3 separate regions of the Homo sapiens genome follow, and regions 1 and 3 are each linked to region 2. A link is an interaction called in ENCODE POLR2A ChIA-PET data of the cell type or tissue named here. Cell type or tissue: GM12878. All regions are shown on one strand.

The links. Peaks named below come from ENCODE experiments on the same cell type or tissue, not always from the same donor. Only the 100,000 strongest peaks of a DNase experiment are listed, where the experiment ranks them.
Region 1: POLR2A ChIA-PET joins it to region 2 with 6 read pairs; 3 of 35 experiments call an interaction of 5 or more read pairs at or near these places.
Region 3: POLR2A ChIA-PET joins it to region 2 with 11 read pairs; 1 of 35 experiments calls an interaction of 5 or more read pairs at or near these places.

Annotation. Positions count from the first base shown.
Region 1 is chr5:88,872,685-88,876,684 of GRCh38, reverse strand. All of the region lies in intron 1 of MEF2C (myocyte enhancer factor 2C), which reads left to right. Among named protein-coding and RNA genes, the nearest start is that of MEF2C, 8.5 kb to the left of the region's middle. In GM12878, no CTCF peak of the experiment used is centred here; no DNase peak of the experiment used is centred here; H3K4me3 peaks cover 2,628 bases; H3K27ac peaks cover 2,372 bases.
Region 2 is chr5:89,307,221-89,311,220 of GRCh38, reverse strand. All of the region lies in intron 7 of MEF2C-AS1 (MEF2C antisense RNA 1), which reads right to left. Among named protein-coding and RNA genes, the nearest start is that of LINC02161, 270 kb to the left of the region's middle. In GM12878, no CTCF peak of the experiment used is centred here; a DNase peak (open chromatin) is centred at 2,460; H3K4me3 peaks cover 284 bases; H3K27ac peaks cover 2,285 bases.
Region 3 is chr5:89,095,464-89,099,463 of GRCh38, reverse strand. All of the region lies in intron 4 of MEF2C-AS1 (MEF2C antisense RNA 1), which reads right to left. Among named protein-coding and RNA genes, the nearest start is that of MEF2C-AS1, 210 kb to the right of the region's middle. In GM12878, no CTCF peak of the experiment used is centred here; DNase peaks (open chromatin) are centred at 2,143 and 3,973; H3K4me3 peaks cover 242 bases; H3K27ac peaks cover 745 bases.

The DNA.
Region 1 (4,000 bases), 430 kb after region 2:
AGAGAATGTGCATCCTTCCCCAAACCCCGAAGACAGGCAGCTTTGGCTTAAATATGCTTATTTATTTTCAAAATTAGAAAATAAACACATTAATGTAAATATGTTGAGACAGACAAAGAAATTTGTCTGCTACTTAATAAACACGCGATTTATACTTTTTGTCTTCTAATTAATTGTCGACCCTGAATAAGGTGGTACAACTAAGGCATATTATGGAAAACTGGCATTATTGCTTAATGTAACATGAGGGATTGGAATTTCTTTAAAGTAATTTTAAGATATGATTATTTAGCAGAAATATTCACTGGAGCATTTTACTTTTAGAAATTATCGTCACACAAGGAAGCCTTTATAGGACCGACTACCTAATTGCAGTCAAAGATCTCTTGAATGAATGAACACACACACACAGAAGAACACACATTTTAAGAATATAGTGGTCCTATATTTTTAAAAATTTTTGCCACATTTTTTATATCTGAACAGAACGTATGTGTCTAAGCAGATGTTTTAAGTTATATCCTTCATGTAGGTGAGTCTGTAAATGTACCATTTAACTTAAATGGCTTTGTGGGAAGGTAGTTTGAGGAGTTTAAAAAGGAAAAAAAAAAAAAAAAAAAACTCCAGTTACTACAGTTTCAGCTCTTTCTTTTTAAAAAACAGTAATTACACTCAGGATAAAGAAAGAAAAATAAACTCTTTTAATTCTTTGTAACATCCACAGTTTTTCAGGTAGAGTTCTGGTATATTTTTATTCCTGAATATGCAGGGCAGGTACTGGCAGCAGAGCTACAAAATGAAAACTTCCTGGCTGCAGACCAGATACTGTGCACAGTGCCACATCATAAACTTCCCCTCTTCTGTCTCGGAGTGATTTCAGCCCTAACTAATGTCCTTTATTTCCCCCTACATAGGGTAAGGAACAGAGGGCCTTCTTCCTGGGAAATAGGGGAAATACCTTTGGGAAAGGAAAAGTATAATGTTTCCCTTCTTTAACTTGAAAATTCTGCCTCTTAAATTACTAAGACATTAACTGCAAAGTGGATTCAGTATGTTTCCTTTTTATTCCCATATAGCAGTTTAGAATACATAAAACAATAGGTGTGAGATAGAAAATGAGACCTCTTCCCCACCCCCTACCTCCAGCACACCCAGACCCAATCAGATATCTGTACTTTTTGTTTCGAAAAGAAAAATATAATGGTTTCTTTTCAATGAAGCTTGTGCATTATATTCCAGATATGTTAGATCATTTTGTGATGCAAATTAGCATTGAGGTTTTTTGTACTTATCTCGGGAAATAGCAACGTTCCACCACAATGTGTGGTGCTGCAAAAATTTTTATTGATAAACACCCACACTTTAAATGATTATTAGGTCAAAATAGAGAGTACAGGGGGAGAAAATGTGAGCTTTTAGTTTTCAGATTTGTTTTATGCTTTTCATTTGAAAGGTACAGTGTAAGTTCTGTGTATAATACCATGCAAAATAAATTGACTTCTAAATATCTGCACTAATATTCCTTGTATCTGAAACTATAGTCTAAAAGCTTGTACTTCTCCTTAAAAAATAAAGTAAAACTTTGTTAAGAAGCAGGCTTTAATTACCAGTTACATTTTCAACTGTTACCCATGTGATTTTTAAAAAATCCTATTAAAAAATAATTTCTAGCTGCCATGGCTCCTTTCAATCAGTAGAATTCTCATTTGTATGAGGTGCAATCAGATTATTGCCAGCACACCTTTCTAAAACTAGCCTTCTTCTTTAGAAATGTATTAAATGGGAGCCTTCAGGAGAAAGTGTTACCACTTAATAAATATTTGTTCTAATTTTATTTTTAAACTAAATTATTGATTTAACAGTATATGAATAGTGTATAAATGTTAGCTTAGTTGTTAACCCACTACACTAATTATTAATTGCCTATATGAAATTTACCAAATTAGACCAACAGTTAAGTGTAATTTAATTTTATTTCTCTTGAAACTTAAATAGATAAGAATGATAATTTTAATTATGTTTAAATATCAAGCATTTATTTTTCTGTGAATGCAAATGTTCCCGATAAATTGTTAAGAAATTAATACAACATAGATCTTAAAAAATGTATAAGGCAGCTTATAAGAATATGATAACAATGGCATATTCCTACACCTGGCACTTTTTCAAGACCCATTAGCAAGGGAGGAAAAAGATGTTAAACTTTGTTTTGTAAATGCTAATATATATATGAGTCAATACTTTCTGACATTTATTTGTTAGAAAATTACACACATTTAAAAATTCAAATTAAAACTATGCTTCTATTTAGGCTATTGTAAGAGATTTCTTTATTTTCTTGGAAATTCTCTGGAACAGTAGGGTCATTTGAATCATACCCGTTGGTATTGTCAGATACATTGTAAAGTTTCAACTATTGAACATATGTATGGAATAGAAATTTTAAAATAGAAAATTCGCTATCTTGCCATTTAAGTATGATAAAACTATACCCGATTAAAACGTTGACTCTATTAGAGGTTCGCCTAGTAAGTAATTCTCTGGTCAAGAATTTGGGAAATTTTAAACTCTGTTAACCATTAAAACAATTACTTCTTTAAGGTACCGGATTTTCATCCATATTTGAGGAGCCTTATTAAGTTGTTGGGTGGTCTTTTTGTAAAGGTTTATGTGGTTAAAAAAGTAGATCTTTTCACCCTTCTATTACAGTTAACATTAATATCTTTAAAAGGTACTATATAAATCCAGACCTAATTTATTCTGGATGATTTTTCTTAACTAAATGAAATCTAACAAATTTGTCTATTTTTAAGTGAATCTTTTTTTTATTTCTAGTATTTATTGGAAGTTCACTTAGACTCTATATAGGTTAGAAGTTAAAGTAAATAATTTTGACTATTTTTTTCTTTCATTTCATGTTTGAATATTTCCCCCTTTACATAAACCAAAAAAAAAAAAAAAAAAAAAAAAAAAAAATCCGTGACGACATTGATAGATTTGCAGAAGGCTGAGTAAGATACTCAGTACCCATTAATTGTTTCCCTATGACTCTTGGGTTGAAATGAATCGGCAATATCCCTTCCAAGACTGTTTGATCTTGCTTGATTTAGAGTGAGCGTTATGTGATTTTTTCCCTCCGCTTCTCTCATTTTATAGCTTCAAAAAAATCAGAGAATTCTTGACTTCAGTGTTTTTTCCTTCCGTTTTCATTGTTTTTGGATTCTCTCCTGTCTGAGCTTCCTTCTTGCTTCAAAGTATTTGGTATCGTGAAAGCAAGTGCACTTTTAACTTGTTTTGACTACACATGGGCGACAGAATTGTTTTAGATGCTAACTTACCTCCTTACACTTGAGAAACTGATGTGGTTCATCACAGCCCAATGCCATGTCTTGAAACAACTGCGGACACTGATCTTGAAATAGCCAGGGCTATAGGATCATGTCTTTGTAAAGAACAACAGCAGCTTTAGAGTCACTGGATGGTATATTCGTTGCAAACATGAACAGCTTCATGAACTCCCAGGAAGTGGTACAGTTATTGGACAAGGTCAACCACATTATGCCTTTTAGGTTGCTCTATGAAGTAAGTGTTAGACCAGAACTCCAACGGTGTGAGTGTGTGTGTGTGTATGTGTGTACGGTGTGGGGAGCATCGGTGTGGGAGAGCAGAGAGAGAGAAAAAGCATGAAAGGATGAAGATACACTCTCGAGAGAGAAGATCGTTTAAACAAGCATAAAGAGTTTGGAGACTCCATTTCCACACTTAATATCATTTCTTTGATTCTACATATTATGCTATTAGACAAACATGTCCATAAACAATAAAGAATAATGATTAAGAACAACGACCAAAACTGGGTTCAAAAGCCAGCCTCCCATTTACTGATTAGTGGTTTTAGGCAGGTGTTTTAATGACCAGAAAGCCCCAGTACCAGGATCTGTAAAATGGGAATTATAAAATCACCCACCTCTTAAAGTTTTTTAAGGATTTACTAGGATAA
Region 2 (4,000 bases):
ATATATCACATGGAATATATATATTCCATCATATATATATATCACATGGAATATATATATTCCATCATATATATATATCACATGGAATATATATATTCCATCATATATATATATCACATGGAATATATATATTCCATCATATATATATATCACATGGAATATATATATTCCATCATATATATATCTCACATGGAATATATATATTCCATCATATATATATCACATGGAATATATATATTCCATCATATATATATATCACATGGAATATATATATTCCATCATATATATATCACATGGAATATATATATTCCATCATATATATATCACATGGAATATATATACATTCCATCATATATGTATATCACATGGAATATATATATTCCATCATATATGTATATCACATGGAATATATATATTCCATCATATATGTATATCACATGGAATATATATATTCCATCATATATGTATATCACATGGAATATATATATTCCATCATATATGTATATCACATGGAATATATATATTCCATCATATATGTATATCACATGGAATATATATATTCCATCATATATGTATATCACATGGAATATATATATTCCATCATATATGTATATCACATGGAATATATATATTCCATCATATATGTATATCACATGGAATATATATATTCCATCATATATGTATATCACATGGAATATATATATTCCATCATATATGTATATCACATGGAATATATATATTCCATCATATATGTATATCACATGGAATATATATATTCCATCATATATGTATATCACATGGAATATATATATATCACATGGAATATATATATATTCCATCATATATATGGAATTCCATCATAGCATTTGCAGCGACCTGGATGAAATTGGAGAATATTATTCTAAGTGAAGTAACTCAGGAATGGAAAACCAAACATTGTATATTCTCATTGATATGTGGGAGCTAAGTTGTGAGGACGCATAGGCATAAAAATGATACAATGGACTTTGGAGACTTGGAGAGAAGAGTGGGAGGGGAGTGAGGGATAAAAGACTAAAAATAGGGTGCTGTGTATACTGCTCAGGTGATGGGTGCATCAAAATCTCACAAATCACCACTAAAGAACTTACTCATGTAAGCAAACACCACCTGTACCCCAATAACCTATGGAAAAATAAAAATAAAAAATAAAGAAAATAAAGAAAAATAGACCAAGGCACATAAAATCAATGAGTGGATAAAGAAATTGTGATACACACACACACACACACACACACACACACACACATATATATATACACAAACACACACATATCACATGGATTATATATATATATATTCCATCATATATATATATAAATCACATGGAATATATATGTATTGCGATATATATATATATCACATGGAATATATATATATTCCACCATATATATGGAATTCCTATATATATATATATATATATATATATATATATATATATATAGGAATTGATGGAATACTACTCAGCCATAAAAAGGAATGAGTTAGAGAAAGAAACAATGCCAAGCCAATAATCAATATGACATCCATAGGAAAAACAGTGAGGAGACCTATTTGACAAGAGCATACAATGCCTTAAAAACTTAAGGTGAGAAAAGTGAGTTGAAAATGAAAATGATGAGCTAACTTGCATTTCACCTTATAAGGTAAAAGACCTTTTGAAGACGGTAATTGTGTAATTGGAGTTGCCATTTATGCAATTATGTCAGGTAGTGACTTGTAAGATGGATAAGCCAGAGGAAACATGAGAGATAGCAAAGCCCAATCCAGATTTTGGTGTGTGTGTGTGGTAAATCACAGTAAAGTGAGGAACCCACAGGTGCTAGAAGGGCAACAGAAAAAAAAAAAAAAGGAATAGGAGAGGATTTGTGAGTCACTGTTAATGAATTTCTAGGTTCTGTCATCTGATTAGATTTAAAACCTGGGTTAAGAACTGTGATCTCTTCAAGATGAATTTTCAAACTTTGATGAGTAGGAGAAGCATCCCAAGGAGAATTTATCAAAAAAAAAAAAAAAGATAAGCCTAACATTAAGCATCAGGCAGTTTAACATGTATGAGTCTGTTGAGAGATCCTTTCAAGCCCCCACAGCATATTCACAAAAGTAGATTTGCTGCTTGAAATCATGAAAGCAGATGCTTTTCTTTGACCAGGACCATTACTAAAAATACCCTCCAAATTTCTTTTGTTTTAGATGAAAGTGCTGCTTAGGTAAATGCGAGCTTTCAAATTTAAGGTGCTGCTATTGTTACTTAGATGTGTTCTTCTTACTTGAGAGTTATATTTCCTGTGGCTTGGGTGTTTTCTGATAATACTAGTACATTCTGAGGGCCCCTCGCACAAATTGGAGGGAACGTCTTCTAGCCAAGCCTGACAAGGCTCATGGCTTTCCAAATGAAGGTCAGAGAGAGTACAGCATTTTGTCATGCAACTCTCCCCAGAAGGTTCAATGGAGCCGACCACTGTGACCACTGCTGTCACTGCTCAGTGATTGACAGTTACATTGCTCAATTCTGTACTCTCATTCCATTTTGTTGTAGTGAAAAATGCAGGTGATTTTGTGTCCTACAGACTTGGACTCTAAGTCTGTTTTAGCCATTTTGGTTACAAACTCATTTAATATAATAATTTTTAATTTAGAAATCTAGGCTTCATCAATTCTACCAGAGATAGTGATTTAATTGTGCAAACTTGAATTGTTATTCATTGTTTTTATACTGTTAATTGACAAATAAAAGTTGTATGTTTGTGATGTAAAATATGATGTTTTTGAGATATATATATATATCTCAAATCAATCTATTTACCTTACATACTTTTTTTGTGTGTGTGGTGAGAACCATTAAAACCTTCTCTCTTAGCAATTTTTTAATATGCAATATGATATGTAAAATAAATCTCTTAAACTTATTTATCCTTTGTAACTGAAATTTTGTTTCCTTTGGCCAATATCTTCCCAATCTCCTATCCCCTACTCCCCAGCCTCTGGTAACCACTGTTTTACTCCCTATTTCTGTGAAATCTTATCATTTGCAACAACATGGATGAACTGGAGGACATTATGTTAAATGAAGTAAGCCAGGCACAAAAAGACAAATACTACATGATTCCATTTATACATGGAACACAAAACAGTTTAACTGAATTTTTGACAACTACTAAAATGGACATTCAGGCAGTTATATGAAGTCAGAAGTAGAACCACGTACTAATCTTCCTTCCCTGTTATCCACCTTAATTATTAATAACATTTTTCCAACATACCACTTTGGTAGTAGATTTGATGATTCCATTCATTTATTTAAAAATATAAATGGGTGCCTATTATGTTCCAAGCAATGTGGTAGGCTCTGAGGACTCACAAGTAATATACACACAGATTTATCCTCAAGTGGTTTATTGTCTAGGGACAGAGAAAGGAACATATACTTTTTTTGAGAATGTTTTTGTCCAGACTTTGAGAAGATATTTATTAGGCAGTCAATGAACCCTTAAAACAATATAGGTTAACACCTATAAAGCAGAGGATGCTATAAAGCAGAGGATGTGGAGAAATAGGAATGCTTTGACACTGTTGGTGGGAGTGCAAATTAGTTCAATCATTGTGGGAGACAGTGTGGCAATTCCTCAAGGATCTAGAACCAGAAATACCATTTGACCCAGCAATCCCATTACAGAGTATATACCCAAAGGATTATAAATCATTCTACTATAAAGACACATGCACACATAGGTTTATTGCAGCACTATTCACAATAGCAATGACTTGGAACCAACCTAAATGCCCATCAATGATACACTGGATAAAGAAAATGTGGCACACATACACCATGGAATACAATGCAGCCATGAAAAAGGATGAGTTCATGTCCTTTGCAGGGACATGGAGGAAGCTGGAAACCATCATTCTCAACAAACTAACAGAGGAACAGAAAACCAAACACCGCGTGTTCTCACTTATT
Region 3 (4,000 bases), 210 kb after region 2:
TGAGATATCACCTTACTCCTGCAACAATGGCCATTATTAAAAACTCAAAAAACAATAGATGTTGGCATGGATATAAGGAAAAGTGAACACTTATATGATGCTGGTGGACATGTAAATTAGTACAACCTCTATGGAAAACAGTATGGAGATTAATTAAGGAACAAAAAGTAGATCTGTTCAATTCAGCATTCGATTTGGCAATCCCACTACTGGGTATCTACCCAAAGGAAAAGAAGCCATTACATGAAAAACACTCATGCACATTGTATGTTTATTGCAGCACAATTCACAATTGCAAAGATACAGAACCAACCTGAGTGCCCACTGACCAACGAGTAGATAGAGAAAATGTGGTATATACACACCATGGAATACTACTCAGCCATAAAAAGGAAAAAATGCTTTTGCAGCAACTTGGATAGATCTGGAAGCCATTATTCTAAGTGAAGTAACTCAAGAATGGAAAATCAAATACCTCATATTCTCACTTATAAGTGGGAGTTAAGCTATGGGTATGCAAAGGCATACAGGGTGGTATAATGGACTTTGAATACTCAGAAGGGGGAGGATGGGAGGAGGTGAGGGATACAAACTACATATGGGGTACCATGCACACTACTTGGGTAACCAGTACACTAAAATCTCAGAATTCAACACCATGTAACTTGTCATGTAATAAAAAACCACTTATACCCCAAAAACTATTGAAATAAAAATAAATAAATAAAATTAAAATGGAAAATCTTAAGAAAAAGAAATGATCATAATAATAGTTATCATTGCTATATAGATAATACAATAAAAGGAAAGGAGGGAGGAAAGGAGGGAAGGAGGATGAGAAGAAAGGAGGAAAGGAGCAAGAGAGGAAGGAATGAAGGGAAGGAGGAAGAGAGGAAGGAATGAAGGGAGGGAGGGAGAGAGGAAGGTAGGAAGGGGGAGGAAGAGGGGAGGAAGGAAGAAAGGAAGGAAAGAAGGAAGGAAGGAAGGAAAGAAAGAAAGGAGAGAGGGAAGGAGTGGGGGAGGGATGGGGAGGGAGAATAAAAGGAATATATAGTTTTAGTTTGTATCATTTCTTATAAAATATATTAGGTTACATCATCTCCTTCTCCTTTCAAAGAAACCTATCAAAATAACACCTTGCTAGTTTTCTCTGGGGTTGTCATTTTAATCATGTTCATATATACTAGTAAAACATTTTGTTACTAGAGTATTAATATTTGGTATATGACTGAATCTCTAGCACTCATAATAAACATTTTCTCAATACAATAGATGCTCTTAGATTTCCTTTAATAGATTAACAAAAGAATTACTACTGGTGGAAAAATAAAAAAAAAATTAGTTCCAGCCACTTTTGAAGAAAAAATATTACAAAAAGACTTACACGATGTGCATTGCCTCAAGTAAGTGATTTTATCATTCTAAGCTGTTTAAAATAATCAGCCTCATAGAACTTTAGTGACCACCACTTTCTCACACTGTATTTGTAGTGAAGCCTCCTTATTAATTTATCAAGAGACAAACTAAATCCTCAAATACTTGCATTATCAAATTATTACATGACATGGGTTTTCTCTGTTCCAAGTTCCAGATGTGTCTAAGTCAGCTTTAGTCTCATAATACAAACTGTATGCTCTATAGACTCTTCCATACAAATTTCATGGTTTGTATCAGACTCTAAATATTGAGAGCATGTAAATATCATTGAAATATTTTTATCTAATTTAATTAACTTTCCCTACCGTATTGAGTATATCAACCATAGTTTTACCATTATCCCTTAGGCTGAATGATTATAGTATAATTTATGGAGATGAAGCCAAGAGCATATAACTAGTAAATCATCTATAATAAGCAAAGTGGAAAAGCATATTCCCTCTTCACAGGTGGATGATAATATTTGTGCCAAATAATATAGCACTTCTCCCCCTCCTTGGTATTTTAGACATGCATTTTGTTGTCAGGCTCCCTGCCAAAGGCTGCATGGGTCGCAGTGGAGTCTCGCTAATAATTCAAAAGGTGAGTTAATTAGAGGTTGCAGTTTGGAATGTTATCAAGCTGCTGCTTAGACATCTATCTGCTTTCCATACAGGTGTGAAATATTGACAGCAATTTTAGAAGTGTGATGACATTTTTACCTTTCACTTACTTGATTAGATTTTGATATGACTCATACTTTAACAGGAATAGAAACTATACCTCTGTTCAAGTAGCTATTTACCATAAGAAGGCACTGGGGAAGTTCAAAAGAAATGTAGTATTTAACGTATTAACAAAAACTCTTGGGAATTCCTTCCTTCTCCCATTAGAGCACAGAGGTTGATTTTGAATTTTTTTGGTCAAAATTAACCATTTATACCATAGTACCTTTCAATAACATGTTTTGAAATTATGATGACACTGAAAGCAGATTACAATGAAGCTTTGTTTTAGAAATACATTAATTATATGATCACATTTCCTGAATTAATAATAGGCCACAATAGAGATAATGTGAACGTTAGAGCTGTTTTTGCCTTAATATCATATCATATCAGGAGAAAGACTATAAAGAGGCCCAAATGTTGTCATGTATCTGGGAACATCTGGGTATGAATTAGGTGAAAAAATTAGCTACAACATAAATGGAGACAGTTCTATAACATGTATTTTATCATCACACTCCTAGGAGTTCAAAATTTTTAATACATTTATTGTGATTAAGAGCTTTAGATAATGATTGTATCTAAATATCCTTTTTGAATTGCCCTATTTTTTCCCTACAATAGTAGGATCATCAGTAGATCAAGCAGATAAATATGCATCCGAGATAAATATACATCATCAGTAGATACAGCAATTAATAGGGCAAATGTTTTCTATGTAAGCAATGTTTCCCTTTTTTTAATCTCTTCCAGTCAAAGTCAGACACAAGTTTTAATCTAATGTCCCTTGCAGGTCTTCTATTTTCTGATTTCCCCAAAATAAAAGGCCATTTGCTAAGCCTCCAAGTCTGGCATAAAACTCTTTACATATGACCTTTAAATATTTTTGCGTATTTTATTTACTTTTCCATGAGTTATGAAGATGATGATAATGGTTATGATGATAATGAAAATGAGAGCAACAGAATTGAGGACAGGTTTGTTTTAAAAATTTAAAAATTAAATTTAAATTGATTAAAAATCACCCAATTATTGGTCTTTTTATGTATTTGTGGAAAATATTTTAATTTTGTTCCGCTGAAAGCAGAGCCTCAGACAAGGATGTAAGAGCATGTGGCTTGGTTTGGAGGTCATCTCAGTAAGCAGGAATGAAGGAGTGGGGAGAGGCAGGCAGGAAAAGTGCAAATGTAAGAGCTTATTATTGACCTTACTTCTGTAAAGCCTCAAGTCTGCTCAGACCTCTAAGAAGCATACAGAACGTCTTCCAGCATTGTCCACCTGAAGAAGAGGAGTTGGCAGCTCTTATTTCTTTGTTTAAAGTTGTCCCCAGGGGTGATATATTTTCCTTTTTTTTTTTTTTTTTTTTGAGACGGAGTCTCACAGGCTGGAGTGCAGTGGCGGGATCTCAGCTCACTGCAAGCTCCGCCTCCTGGGTTCACGCCATTCTCCTGCCTCAGCCTCCCGAGCAGCTGGGACTACCGGCGCCTGCCACCACGCCCAGCTAATTTTTTGTATTTTTAGTAGAGATGGGGTTTCACTGTGTTAGCCAGAATGGACTCAATCTCCTGACCTCGTGATCCACCCACCTCAGCCTCCCAAAGTGCTGGAATTACAGGTGTAAGCCACCGCACCCGGCCTTATTTTCCATTTTTAAATACCCCACACTTCTTAGCAGTGTTCACTTCAGGCCACAGGTGAAATGCCAGCATAGCTGAGAAAGCCCAGAGGATATAAGCTGAAAGATACCAACCAAGTGCTTAAGATAGGAAACCACCATCCTGAGAGAAGTTATGCCTGGGCTTACAAGAAACCAACCATGAAATGCAATTGTGGCCACAAGCATATGTGGCCAAGGG